2 separate regions of the Homo sapiens genome follow, and region 2 is linked to region 1. The links are chromatin contacts, found by Hi-C or POLR2A ChIA-PET in ENCODE. All regions are on one chromosome and are shown on one strand. The core of a region is the stretch at or near the end of the contact, and the rest is flanking DNA. Distances in the headings are between cores, read along the strand shown.

Region 1 (6,987 bases), core at 1,143-3,642:
TTAGAAAAGTTTTCTCAGTCTCCCTGCAATAAATCCAGGCCCCTGTTAGATGGTTTCGTGGCTCCCTGTACTTTTCTTCGCAGCACTGATTGCTCTGTTATTTGTATGACTTTTTACTAATGTCTGTTTCCCCTAGCCCGTGTGTTCCATGACGGCAGGGACTAGGTGGGTCTTGCCTGGCACCTGATAGAAATTTAGAAAGTATCAGTTGAAGGAGTGAGTCTGCCAGCAACAGACAGTCTAGGTGTAGCTGAGCTAGAGTCACCCAGGAGCACAACCCTTGAAAGGCGTCAGGTCGCAGTATGAAAATGCCTGTAGGGTTCGGCTGCCTGGAAAAGTCCCTGATCTAGCCCTGGAGATGGGCTTCAGGGGCTCCAGCTGTGGCTATGGGTGGGGAGGGGGTGCTCCCCAGCTAGCCCTCCCTCGTTCGCCCTGGGGCTGGCATTTCTTGGCATGCTCCCCACCTCCCACCTGCAACTGAAACCCCCAGTGTGGGGCTGCAGCCACTGGCATGTGACTGTGTTCTGCCTGAGGATAAATGTTGGGAAAAAAAATAGAGGGAAATGACAGCAACCTCCCTGCAAGGAAAGTGGAGAAACAAAAGGCCAGGAATGCTTTTCCAGAACAAGGCATCAGGGTTTAGTGAGACAGAGCCGGACTCCATCTCCATGGAAAAACAGTTAGCCTCTGCCTTACCAGCATGTGGGCACTCTCTACAGGTTTTTGCCCAAGCTCTGGCAGGCTCCCAGATGGTCTTCGAGGTGCATGTTCAGGGCAGCTTTGTGCGGATGTCCTAAAGACGTTGCACTCAGGGGCTGTCTTCAGTGTCACATGGCCCTGAGGCATATGAAAACACTGTGCAGGAGAGGAGCCTACTTTAGGGGGTAGAGCAAACTGGCTAGCTCTGTCTTCTATCAGCAATGCAACCTGGAGAGGCCTTTCTTGAGACAGCTGTTTGGCCACCTGAGTCAAGCCTGCCTTCCCCCTGGGATCCCATGATTCTCAGTGAAGTCTAGTCCAAGCCCTGGTCCAAGCTCTGATATGTTGTCTGTGCCCTTCCTCCTCCAGACAGTGGTCCATGTCATAAGGTTCCCCTTTACTGACTACGTGCTGTGCACCTGCCATGCAACCTTCTGTTCCTCATCATCTTAGCTGACCTCCACAAACACCTGTAAGGCAGATGATGTAATTATCTCCATTCTACAGACTCAGGGGCCGAGGCTCAGACAGGCGAAGCCACATTCCTGAGGCCACACAGTTGGTAAGAGATGGATCCAGCTGGACGATCCCAACAGCTGGGCCTTTACACCTTTGATTTATGGCCTCTTGGGATGGCGGCTTGTGTGGTTGCTTCACTGCATAACCTCAAATTCCCACAAGTTTCGTATGTTCATTTAGAGAGGAGGAAATTGAAGTTCGGAGCAAGTAAGTGGCATATCTGAGACTGCACAACATTACCTGGGAGAGACAAGATTTGACCCCCGAAGGTTCAAGAGCCTCATTCTTTTCCATATGACCATTGCAGCATCCAAACCTTCACTCCTCGCTGGGGCGAGCAGACCCCATCCTCCAGGCTTGGGTAGAGGAGAATCTCCATTGTGACTGTGCTCTTCACGGGCTGTGTCTATTCCTGATTTTAGACTTTCCAAACAGTTGTCCAACCAAAGCTTCAAGCTAAAGACCTCAGTGCCTCCACATCAGGATGGATTGAAAGCTATGGACTCTGGTGTAACAGGAGCAGGGTCAAAAGCACAGTCTTTGCCTCATTGCACCAGAACTGCTGACAATCACAGAGCACTGGAAAGATCCTTCCTAACTGGCTCCCCAGCAATTCTACAACAATTTGTTTGTTGCCCTTAAATGAGCCAATCATCCTCACAAACCAGGCTTCACATGGTCCCCAGCTAAAGAGCTCATAGTCATGTTCATGGCTGCTGACTACAGGCTGGTCTATTTCTAAAGCAGCTTGATTTCTAAACCACTCTGAATTAAATAAGACAAGTTTTAAAGAGGTCACTGTGGAATGTTCCATTATTAAAACGATAATATAAATTCTCTAAGAAACCCACTTGTGTGCCAAATTTACATCACATTATCAAAGATGTGCTTTGGATGAACATTGTTCTTGGGGTAGATTTCAGAGAAGAAAGAAAGTGACCAAAGGAAGCAACATCTACCCCGGCCTTTTTTTAGCTCCTAGGAAGTAAAAGTAAAAAAGCAACTTCAGCTATCAAATCCCTCTAATCACAGAGGGTCAGGTGGGGAGGTAAGGAGATATAAACAAAGTGAAAGAGCTGGTAGGGGAAGGGTGGACCTCAGCCCGATGAGCACCCCCAGGCACTGCAGCAGATGCATGTCTTTAAAAGGCCCCAGGGAAGTTAGATCACAAAAGCTCTGTGTGTAAGTGAAGCTGATTCATTATTCCTGTGTTTGGACAACTAGACCAGTACAATGCTGACCCCACCCACTGGACAGACACCATATCTATCCAACACTCACACAGCAGCCCTAGCAGGTGGGAAGTGCTGTCTCTGATTTTCACAGAAGGGCTTTAAGCAGTCTGATAGTTTGCATTATTGTTCTCAAATATTTACCTACTTTGCCCCCATCCAGCTCCTTGGGAGGAGTATATTTCCTCTCCACATTGATGTTGGGCTTGGCCGTGGGACATGCTTTGGCCAAGGGAAAGTGGGCAGATGTGAAATGAGCCTTCAATGCTTGAGCAGTCTGCTTGGCTCTTATGCACTGAGACCTGCCATTAGAAGAGCTTCCCCTGAGTGGCCACTGCCCTGAAGCCTGAACCTTAGAATAAAACACGCGTCGCAGACCTGAGTCTGATCAAAGCCCAGAGCCATGCCCAGCTGAACCACAGCGTGAAGCAGGGCTGCCCACTGAGTCCCAGGCTATCAGCTAAGCTGCACTCAACATGTAGATTCATGAGCATGAGGGAAATGATACTTGTAACAAACCACAGAAGTTTAACATGTTATCTCACACAGCAGTAGCAGTTATTACAGAAAGGTTGTATAATTAACCAAAGTCAAGGAGAAGTCTGATTCTGAGCATTCAGATTTGCCTAGCTCCAAATCCCATGCTCTTTTAATTTTCCCATGTAGAACAAACAGGCTGGAGGTTACAAGTTTGGGGAACAGTCATCTCTACCATGCAGCTGGGTACTGAAGTGTACAGGTAGTCTAAGGCAAAAGAGAAACATTGTACAGGAGATTATGCAGTAGAAGGGTTTGTTGATGAATCTCCCTAGATTTAGGTTTCCAGAGGATGTTCCACATGAACTTTTTGGCTCCTTCTGCCCAGTTAAATAATCACACCTATGCTAATTGATGTGTTTTATTCGTGAACCTAAAACATGTTGATAGGCAGTTATCTTTGTATTTAAACTTGGCTGAAATTTCTGTTTTCAACATTGTAGATAAAATCCACATGCCTCAGTGTAAAAATAGTAATATTTTACAGAAATAAGAAAATTACAAAAGGTGGTTCTCACATAAAAACTATCCATTCTCCTACTAGGAGTCCTGTTTGACCCATACCCTTTTCATCTCACCATGTGGAGAAAATGGTGTGGAGGAGGAATTTAGGACAAATAGAAGGACTGCTGAGAACTAGAGCACTTATTAAGCTGAGGTTCAGGGTTAATTTGCTTGTATCTACATTTCCATCCATTTACTGTGAACTTCTCTTTCTTATGCTCATGACGTACATTAAGGAAATATTTATGGTATTTCCATGGTAGAAAAACAGATGTCTCTTGATCTCTATTTTGATTTTTAAAATTCCATGGGACAATAAATGTTATGTGTACATATTTTTAGACATCTCATGAATTTCTACAAAGAGGTTTTCCCATCTGAAAAAGAAATTTAAAATTACTCCTGTGTTCCACAATCTCTAGATTTCTGTCATTAATTTGCAGTTCTTTGGGGGGTCTGGAGTGGAGTTGGAGTATTTATTAGTTATTCAAACATGACAGGCACTATGCTAAGTACTTTGTATACACACCCATGAGTCATGATAACAGCCCATAAGGTCTGTTGTATAACCTGGATTTGCAGATGAGGCTCAGAGAAGTTGAGTTACTTTTTCAAAAATATCACCGATAAGAGGCAGAGCTCAGGATTGAACCCAATTATGTCTGGCTCCAAATTCCATGCATTTTCCACAACTGCAGACTGCCTCCTCCCATGCTATTTCCTCCTCATCAAGTCCAGGTGTCAGCAGAAATATTTCTAAGCCTCCAACAAGAAGAAGGGCCTTGTTTTCTGGGTTGGGGACAGGTTTATAAGGATAAGAAGGACCTCAGCACTTGGGTCCACTCTCCATCACTCATTCTGGACTTTATCCAGCTTGTCTCTGTCCTCTCTGTTTTTAAATTAGGGCTCTTTTACTATTTATTAACTTATCTAGTGGAGGGGTGTGTGAGACACTAACTCAATTTGCCTTTTAGTTAGAAATCAAACTAAACCTTTGGTTTTGGAGAGGGAAAGCAGATGGGTAAAGAAGTTAAGCAACAGCTCCTGGAGGTTGGAGGATTGATCTGTTCCTTCCAGGCTTGCTTTCGTTAAAAGAGTTACTCATAATTCAGCTGCATTATCACAGAGATGTGTTTTACAAATTAACCTTAACTGCTTTGACTTAGAGGAGGGAATCTGATTTTCTTAGAACACATTTTTCCCAACAGGGTCCCAGTGTCAATGGCAGCTATGCTGAGTCATCAATGACTTGGTAAAGAATAACAATCAAACCTAAAAATTAACATATGGGAAATTAACATTTTCTCTAACAACTTCAGGCACCACTTTTTGTTATTCATGTAATTATAATTTACAGTTGCTCAAGCCAAAAACCTGGGAATTATCCTTGGTTATTCTTTTCTCTCTATCCTTGATGTTGTCACAGGATCCTTAAGGTGTTGCTTTGCCAGCCAGAAACCTCTGTGGCTGGCGGCACCTTCTGCCTGAGTATTGCTCATGCCCACTGGGCTTGTTACTGCCCACTCAGCCTGGCAGGCTGCACTTGGCCCAAGCTACTGGCCCAGATTCCACACCTGCCTAGGGCAAGCCAGGCACAGAGTGGCAAAGGGTGTGTGAGCAAACATGGGGTCCAGCCACTGCACACAGCCAGGCACACTGGCTGCTGTGACAGGGTGCATAGTGACAGCACAGGTGTCAGCTCCATGTGAGGCTGCAGCTGGACCGGATATACTGTATGTGGCTTCTGCTGTGAGCAGCTGCATCTAGACAAGGGGAACATGGTGGTGCCTGGAAGCTTGGAGATGCCAGGAACTGCAGAGCCCCAAAGAGGGTGTCACAGCCCTGGCATGGGGAGCCCCTAGGTCTGGGATCCCCGAAGGGTTCTAGCTCTCCTCTCATCACCTGCTCAATGTGGCAAGCAGGGCGGGGGGGTGTTTCAGCCCTGTTTGTGTTACAGCTCTTTCAGTCCTGCCATCTGGTGGGTTCCAAGTTCTTGCCCCATGTCCAGGAAGAATAAGGTACATGGAAAACTGGAGGGTGAGCAAGGTGGAGAGGAGCTTCATTGTGTGACAGAACAGCTCTCAGGAGACCCGAAGTGGGTAGCTCTTTTCTGCAGGCAGGTCCTCCTGATGAGTGTCCAGCTCTCAACAGAGAGGAGACTCACAGTAGGTAGCTCCTTTCCACAGCTGGTAGTCCTGACCTCTGTTCTAGTCTGGCTGAGTTCATGGTTTTTACAGGCTCAGAAGGGAGGAAATGCATGCTGATTGGTCCATGGGTGGCTAGGGGTAGGCCTGGAAAAAGCACCATCAGTTCTCACTCCTGTCTGCAGACTCTACCTGGAACTGACAGCCCGGCCTCCATGCTTCAGGCCATCCCTGGTTTGAAGGTGGGGCTTCACCAGGAACCAGCCCCTTTCCACCAAGGAGCCTGTCTGCCTCTTGCCGCCATCAATCATGTTGTCCACAGTGCCCAGAGTGTTCGTGCCAAGGGCACCTGCAGACCCATGTCTAGCCACCTTGGTGCCCCCTAGGCCTCTCTCCCATGCTCATTGGTGCCCAAAGTCCGGAGAAGGCCGAGGTGGCAGGGGTCTGGTGTGTCAGCACTGCCCTGAGCATGTGCACACCTGGCCAGGTTGTGACAATGCCCCGGCTTGGCCACAACTTTGCTTGCCAGGTGCCGGGAGTGGTGAGAGGCCAGGCAGTGAGAGCAGGCACTTCTGAGCCTATGAGAGGAGGGCTTCCTGGGCCCCTGAGAGCAAGACAAGAGAGTTCCAAAGGAGCTGTGTGACTTTTGACAAAGACATGCTGAAATTTACTGACCCACCATGCTGTCTTTTACTATGGTTTTTTCTGACTAGAATATAAGCTCGATAATGGTAGGACTCTGGTTGTGGCCGTTGTTTCCCCAGCATCTAGAACGACATCTGGCATATAATAGGTATTTCAAAAATGTTGGGGGACATTGGAAAAAAGTCACAAATACCAAAGCCCGCCACTGTCTTAAGTCTCCAAGGATTTAGAGGGAAGTCCGAGAGCATTCACCAACCAAACACTGCTGGCCGGGAGGCCTGTGCTACTGGAGCAAGAGTCACCCTGGAGCTAGGATGCTGAACACCTGGCTCTCTGCATCCCACTGCCCGCTACACCATCCACGCTGTCTTTCACCTGAGCCCAGAGCAGCTTCAGAATCTGAAGCAGACACCGTGTGCGCCTCACCCAGGTCCCCTCAGAAGCCCCTTTTTCCAGGTGATGTTTCCAGGGTCCTGGTCCCAGTTTTGCCTCCCTTGTTAGCACTGGCTTCTGCTCACTGGTCATTGGGAAGCTTCACCTCCAAGCTGTGGTGGCACCTGGAGACATAATAAGAGGGAAGGGGGAAGGGAAGCAGGGATTGAACCTGCCTTCCTCCTTGTTAGTGACTTTCCTTTTTTCTCTTTTCACAAATACAAATGTGCGGGTAGGACTCAGGGTGAGAAAACTCAGAGGACTGAGCTGACTCC
Region 2 (6,987 bases), core at 2,987-5,486, 41 kb before region 1:
AGACACTCGGTGGAAAGATGATGTCCAGTGTTGTTACCCACGAGATACCAAAGTGAGCAAATTATATGGAAATTGAAGAATAGAAGTATTCAAAGGTTTGGGTGATTGGATACTTAGTTTTCATTCAAACCTTGTAGAACTGCCCGGTGTCTCTAAATTCTGTGCATGTGACATATTACCAGAATTCAAATTAATTCTTGAAGTGAATTGGAAGAGAAGAGGATTTAGAAGAAGGTTCTGACCGGTCAAAGCCAGACGCTGCCATGTGGAAACATGGGCCTTGGATAGACAAAGACAAGCCAAAAATTCTGATTTACACATGAAACATCATGATTTTTAAATGGTGGCCAATAATTCAACAGAGACTTTAAAAGAACGTGAAGGCCACAAACAAACATCCCAGGTCTGCGGGCCATATGCCCCTCAGGGTGCCAGGGTAACGCCTCTAATAGTCATGCTGAGACAACATCCACATTAGTTTCCTGGGGCTGCTGCAACAAATTACCACAAACTTGGTGGCCGAAAATAACACAGATCGAATCACTTGTTCTGCTGGCCCAAAGTCCAAAACTAGTTTTGTCAGAGGCATTGAACCAGAACGACTCCATCTTGAAGAGGGGCTGGGTGAAATGAGGCTGAGATCCGCTTGAGGCTGAGATCTGTTCTGCCGCACTCCCAGGAAGTTAGGGATTCTTAGCCACAGGATGTTTATGGTTAAGGGAACAAGTTAATAATGTTTACGCAGCCGACCCAGGACTTCACAGACCCAGGAACTGCCCCAATGGCCCGATATCTTAAGTACAAAAGCATTCTTAGTTTAAGAATAAGTTTACTTTAGGGGTTGGGGTGGGGGGGATAGCATTTGGAGATATACCTAATGTTAAATGATGAGTTACTGGGTGCAGCACACCAACATGGCACATGTATACATATGTAACTAACCTGCACGTTGTGCACATGTACCCTAAAACTTAAAGTATAATAAAAAAAAGAATAAGTTTACTTTAAAGATATTAATATAGATTCTTGCAGACGACAATAGTTACACAAAGACGAACAATCCTTTGTCACAAGCTCTCGTAGTAGAGCACATCGCCCCATAATTTCCTTGACTTTGTTGTCTTGTGTATAAATAAGCACTGTACCTAAGGTGGGTGCCTTCCTCCTGTTGCTTTCAGGAATGCCCTGCTCTGTCTAGGGAGTAGACATTCTTTTATTCCCTTACTTTCTTAATAAACTTGCTTTCATTTTACTTTGTGGACTCGCCCTGAATTCTTTCTTGAGTGAGATCCAAGAACCCTCTCTGGGGGTCTGGATCCGGACCCCTTTCCGATAACAGTTTGACTGGGCTGAAGTCCAGGTGTCGACAGGATTGATTTCTTCCAGGGGCTCTAGGGAGGATTCATTTCCTTGCCTTTTCCAGCTTCTGGGGGCCACCTGTGTTCCTTGGCTTATGGCCCCTTCTTCGTCTTCAAAGAGCATCACTCCAATGTCTGCTCCAGTGGTCCCATTTTCCCTCTGACTCTGACCCTCTGGCTTCCCCCTTTATAAGGACCCTGTGACGACATAGGGCCCATTTAGATATTCTAGGACAATCTCTTCATTTCAAGAGACTTAATCACATCTGCAAAGTCTTTCTTCCATGTAAGGTGACATTCAGATTCTGGGATTAGGATGTAGTCATCATTGGCTGGGGGGTCATCATTCAGCCTTTCAAACCATAGGTCTTGACTGCTAATGGGTCATGAGAGCAATTTAATGGATCATAAATAGCATTTTTATAAAAATGTGATAGAATAGAATAATAGAATAATCAGAGGCACCACATTTGATACAGGTAAGTGCTGCCTTGTGAAATTTATCTCAGGAATACTCATCTACAGGTCTACATACCCAAGCAAATGTGTCTACAGGGTTCCAGAGCTAAAGGTTGGGCAAATTTGGAAAAACATGGCTGTAGAATATCTGTTGAATGACATTGCCTAGAGTGACCCAGTGAAGATAGAAGAGAACTTGGAGTGAGGCAATTGACCATGCCTTCCCTCTGCTGTGTGACCTTCAGTAAGTCAATTAACCTCTCTGAGTTTGTTTACTGGACTGTAAAACAGGGTTATTGTAATGATCAAATGAAAAAAAAATTGTGAAAGTTCTCTGGAGACATACAAATGTCAGGCAAGGTGGTTAGTGTGGTTAGTCTTCGAGAAGTGAATTGCCTTGAATAAAAGGGGTCTTATATTTGCTGTTCCCTTCGCCTTCCACACGATGGCATCCTTGAAACACAGGGAGGTGGCTGCAGGTGGCCTGTTGTGGCAGCTAGAAAAAGGTGCTAAGGATGTGGGGACATGTATTTCAAACTTTAAAGGGCCAAGGTCTCCACATGAAGGGTCGTCTCGTGAAAAGACTATATTGATATGATTTCCTTTTCCCTTCCAGTGGCAAATCCCCTCCTGACAGGCAAGCTCTTTGCCAAACAGGCGTTTTCCAGTCCTCAGAGCAGCTGCACATCATTATAAACAGTCCCTAAGTAAAGGATTGGCCCTGGACCATGTTGGGTCAATTAGCCCCTTTCTCACCTGGTTCTTTCCACCAAATTTCCAAAACGTTCAGTCTCCCACCACCCAAAACAGAAAACCCTGGTCCCTGCACTCAGAGTTACTACCTTTTATTTATTTTTTTTAAGAGATGGGGTCTCACTATGTTGCCCAAGCTGGACTCGAACGCTTGGGCTCAAGCAGTCCTCCAGCCTCAGCCTCCCAAATAGTTTGGATTACAGGTACCCGCCAGTGCACCTGATTTTAAAATCGCTACCTCTCTTCCTTCCCTCTGCCACCAGATTTCTAGAAGGAGCAGGGCACTCTTGCCTCTGCTTCTGCTATTTATTGACTCTGACTTTCAACCCACAATTCCACACACGGAAGCTCCTTTTCTTCATGGCCTCCTAATTGCAAATTCACATTTTCATTCCAATTTCTTCCTGTGACTTCTCTGCTGTGCATGGTGTTGACCACTTTCTCAGAAACTTTGGGTCTTCCCAGCTTCATCTGGCCTCAGGTCCTGGCTCCTCCCTATATCCGCTCACATCTGGCCTCTCCCCATCAGTCCCTCAGCTCCATCCTCCCTCCACTAGCTGCCAATCATGTGTCCCTGGGTTTCTGTTCCCCACACAGGTGCCTCAGGCAATGGGACTTGCAGACCCACACTCTGCCCCAGCCTCTTGACATGCCCATCAGAGTCCTCATCTGCCATTTGAGAGACAGGAACCCTGGCTCAGATCACAGTATCTCCATGTACCCAGACAGCGGGATCCTAGCAAGAGGGGCTGTCTGCTCAAGGTCATGAGAAAGTGGCAAGCAAAAGAGAAGGGTCGCCTTCCTCGGGATGGGCCAGCCTGAAGGAGTCAGAAGAGCGGGGAGGTATGAGGAACTCTATCTTGGGGCTGAACAGAAGCCCACAGTGCAGCCAGGAAGTGTGACATGAACAGTTCAGGCTGTGCACAAAGACGGGGAGAATGCTGGAGGTTTCTTATGGCAATGAGAGTTTCACACACCTGCCTTATTGCTTAGCCTTTGTGTTTCCCCTCAGGGATTAGCAATGCAATTCGAAAATAAAACTCACTGTGTGGCTGTTGGAGGGGGTAGCACACAGGCTGCCTCACAGCCAGCACAGGCAAGAAAGTCCCCCCAGGACTCAACAGCAATGGATTTGCAGCGGTGGGTGGCGTTTCCTGTGCCTTTACCCTGGGCTGGCCCCTGTGAAGTGCTTTCTGAGGACTGTCTCAGTCAGTCTTTCCAGCAACCTCAGGAGGCATCATTACCCTCCCCATTTTACCATGAAGGAAACCGAGGCTCAGAGAAGCAAGGAAGTTCCCTAAGGTCACACAGCCGGCCCAGAGGATCAGAACACAAGCCCAGGGGACGCAGCCCCAGGAGCTAATGAGAAAAGTGCCTGTGATTCGGCTTCAGGTCATACTGAGCACTTCTGTAGGCCATGCAAACACATTCTTTTTTTCTTTTTTTCCTAATGCAGGTTAGGGCTTAACTGGAACTTAACTGGAAACTTCTGTGCACATCTGCAGACACAGAAAAATGAAAACTTTAGCAACCAGCTGCATGTCCCAGAGAACAATTTTCCAAGGATAAAAGACACTCAGTGACTTCACAAGCACGGCACTGTGATGTCCCCTCCCTCCCCCTTTCATGAAATTCAGATGTCATTAGAGTAGGCTCCTAACCGTCCTTACCACATCAGCCCTAGGATGCCTCACTGAGGGCATGCGCTCAGTCATCAAGAGCACGCGGTGGTTTGTGTGCAGAGGGAACTACCCAAGGGAACAAAAAATAAGAAAAGACCTCAAAGTGGCCCCTGCCCCTGCCCACAGACAGGGAACCGGGTCTTTGTTTTGCTTCCTACGGGGAAGCATGCCCTGGGCAGTGGGTCTGGGGTGTGAAGACAGCCACCTCCCCACTCCAGCGTCTGCGGCTGCAGGTAGGGGAGGAGGCTGGGAGGAGGCCCTTCCGCACTTCCAAGCTGATCAGCGCAGCGTGAGCGCCGGCGTGCGAGTGGGTGCCGCGTCCAGACGGTTTCCATTTCCCCGGATAACCACGGAAAACATGAATCAGGAGGGCCCCGCGCTGGCCCAGCTGCAGTGTGGGGGCACACGCCGGTGAGTCACAGGCTGTGCTGCCAGCGCTGTTTTTCACATTTCTGTCCAGGGAACAGTTTCTCACTGGACGTTCAGTTTTTTCAGTCCTCTCTTCCCCCAGGACGTTGCTCAGACTGTGTCCAAGGGCTCCCTGTGCCCGCAGTGAGATGACAGCTTTCCTGCTGCCGGTAACACTGAGGAAGGCTGATTGAGCACAGCTTAGGGGACAAGGTCCCTGCAAATCAGGGACACGGAGTAACTCCTGGTCCTCAGCACAGCCCCTAGAAGAGGGCGCCTCGCAGACCCATTTCACACATGAAGGAAGCAAGGTCAAAGCTCTGGCCCGGCCGCTCATCAGCTTCCAGGGCTCTGCCCTCGGAGTCCACGCTCTGAAGCGGGGTCGCGTCAGGCATCGCATCCCCAGCAGCTCACCGATCGCAGTTCCCAAACGGCCGTATGCCGCACACGTCCCAGCTTCTTCCGGTGGCGATGGCCACAGAGATGCGAGTGCTGTCACTGCTGAACGCAGCAGAAGGGCTAAGTGCCCACTCAGCCCAGGGCAGAGGAGCACAAGGTTCCTCCAACCTCGAACAGGCTTCCTAGCGTTCCCAGACCCCGTGCCCTCCTTAGAGAGGGAAGGATGCCACCTCCCTCAGGAGCCACTGCCAGGTCTGTGCCTGTACTTTGCACATATTGTCACCTCCGGTCCTACAACAACCCTCGGCGATGGGCAGGCTCGCTATCCCCACTTACAAGTGAGGAGACTGAAGATCAGAAAGGATAAGTGAGCGGGCCGTGATCACTCAGCTACTGAGTGGCGGGGCCAGGATCTGAACAGAGGGCTGGTGGCTCCAGGATCTGCAGTCCTGCTGAATTCTGGCGTTCCTCCCTCCTCTGACCCTCCAAGGCTGCCTGCACCTGTGGCAGAGAACACTGAGCTGCCTTTGCATAAATGTGCTCTCACACCATGCTCTGCTTTTCCACAGGGCTGTTCATTGCTTGACTTGGCACAATTCACAGTCACGTGCCACACAGTGACAGACCACATATAGGGAGGTGGTCCCATAGATTATAGTGGAACTAAAACATTTCTATTGCCAGGCCCCCCGGGGCTTTCTGAGTACAAGAAGGCTGCCTTTTTTTTTTTTTTTTTTTTAAATCAGAGCCATTGTAACATTCTAGCACAATGACTGTATTTTTTAAATTAATTTAACCTAAGTACACAGTGGTTGGGTTAAAATCTACAGTAGTGTACAGTCATCCCCAAGGCCCTCCCATTCACCAGCCCCTCACTCACTCACTCACCCAGGGCAATGTCCAGTCCTGCAAGCTCCACTCATGGTAAGTGTATACCATTTTTTATCTTCTATACCATATTTTTATAGTACTTTTTCCACATTTGGATATGTTTAGATAAACACACACAGGGCATGGAGCTACAGCTGCCTACAGTATTCAGTACAGTAACATGCTGTAGGACTTTGCAGTGTAGGAGCAATAGATAGCCTGGGTACGCTGTGGGCTACACCACTTTTTGGCACCAGGGACCGATTTTGTGAAAAACAATTTTTCCAAGGCCCAGGGCAGGTGTGGAGGAATGCTTTTGGGATGAAACTGTTTCACCTCAGATCATCAGGCATTCGATTCCCATAAGGAGTGCACGACCCAGATCCATTGTATGCGCAGTTCACAATAGGGTTCATGCCCCTATGAGAATCTAACGCTGCTGCTGATCTGACAGGTGGTAGAGCCCAAGAGGTAATGTCGCTCACCCCCTGCTCACCTCCTGCTGTGCGGCCCAGTTCCTAACAGGCCACAGACTGGTACCAACCCCAGGGTTGCAGACCCTGGGCTATTCCACCTAGGTTTGTGTAAGTACACTCTAGTGTTCACACCATGATGAAATTACCTAAAATGCATTTCTCAGGACACATCCCTGTCTATTATTTATGTATTAAATCTGAACGCTGAAATACTATATAATGGTGTGATATGGTGTGTCTCTTCCCAACTCTGTGTCAATGATACACATTGGTAGCTTAAAATCAGCCACGGTGGAAGTATTTACACCATGGAAATTGGCAAACACTACAGATCAGGTGGGTTTTTTTTCCATTTTTCCTGGAGAGCTGGTTATTAAACATTTATTAGCACCCCGATGGACATAACGTGCACGCAATGTCTTTTGTATTCAAAACAGCATTTACAATATCATCCACATAAGTAAACATGGATAGAAAGATGACTCTTAAATCTGGAAATCTAGACTTTTGGAAAGTCTAACTGAAGATTATAGAATTGTAATTGAAGATTGGGAAAATAAATAATCCTCACAGCATTCCTAC

What was found. A loop is a pair of places that touch in the nucleus more often than their neighbours do. ChIA-PET counts read pairs that join two places held with the same protein, here RNA polymerase II (POLR2A). Pooled maps may share reads with other maps.
Region 2: a map of OCI-LY7 shows a loop between it and region 1 (3-fold over the local background). The contact joins two enhancer-like sites. A Hi-C loop is called at or near these places in 1 of 168 maps with a recorded cell type or tissue (OCI-LY7), 1 of 37 single-sample maps with no recorded cell type and 3 of 50 pooled maps. POLR2A ChIA-PET finds 5 or more read pairs at or near these places in 6 of 52 experiments (AG04450, BJ, IMR-90 and 3 more).

What each region holds. Positions count from the first base shown.
Region 1 is chr2:237,194,644-237,201,630 of GRCh38, forward strand. No RefSeq gene overlaps it. Among named protein-coding and RNA genes, the nearest start is that of COPS8, 110 kb to the left of the region's middle. RefSeq lists an enhancer at 6,101-6,772. Within about 2 kb of position 2,393, at least 3 of the 41 ENCODE cell types and tissues checked have a DNase peak (open chromatin) inside an H3K27ac peak, as active enhancers do; they include IMR-90, where a contact is called at or near this core.
Region 2 is chr2:237,151,980-237,158,966 of GRCh38, forward strand. No RefSeq gene overlaps it. Among named protein-coding and RNA genes, the nearest start is that of COPS8, 70 kb to the left of the region's middle. RefSeq lists an enhancer at 4,060-4,594. Within about 2 kb of position 4,237, at least 17 of the 41 ENCODE cell types and tissues checked have a DNase peak (open chromatin) inside an H3K27ac peak, as active enhancers do; they include IMR-90, where a contact is called at or near this core.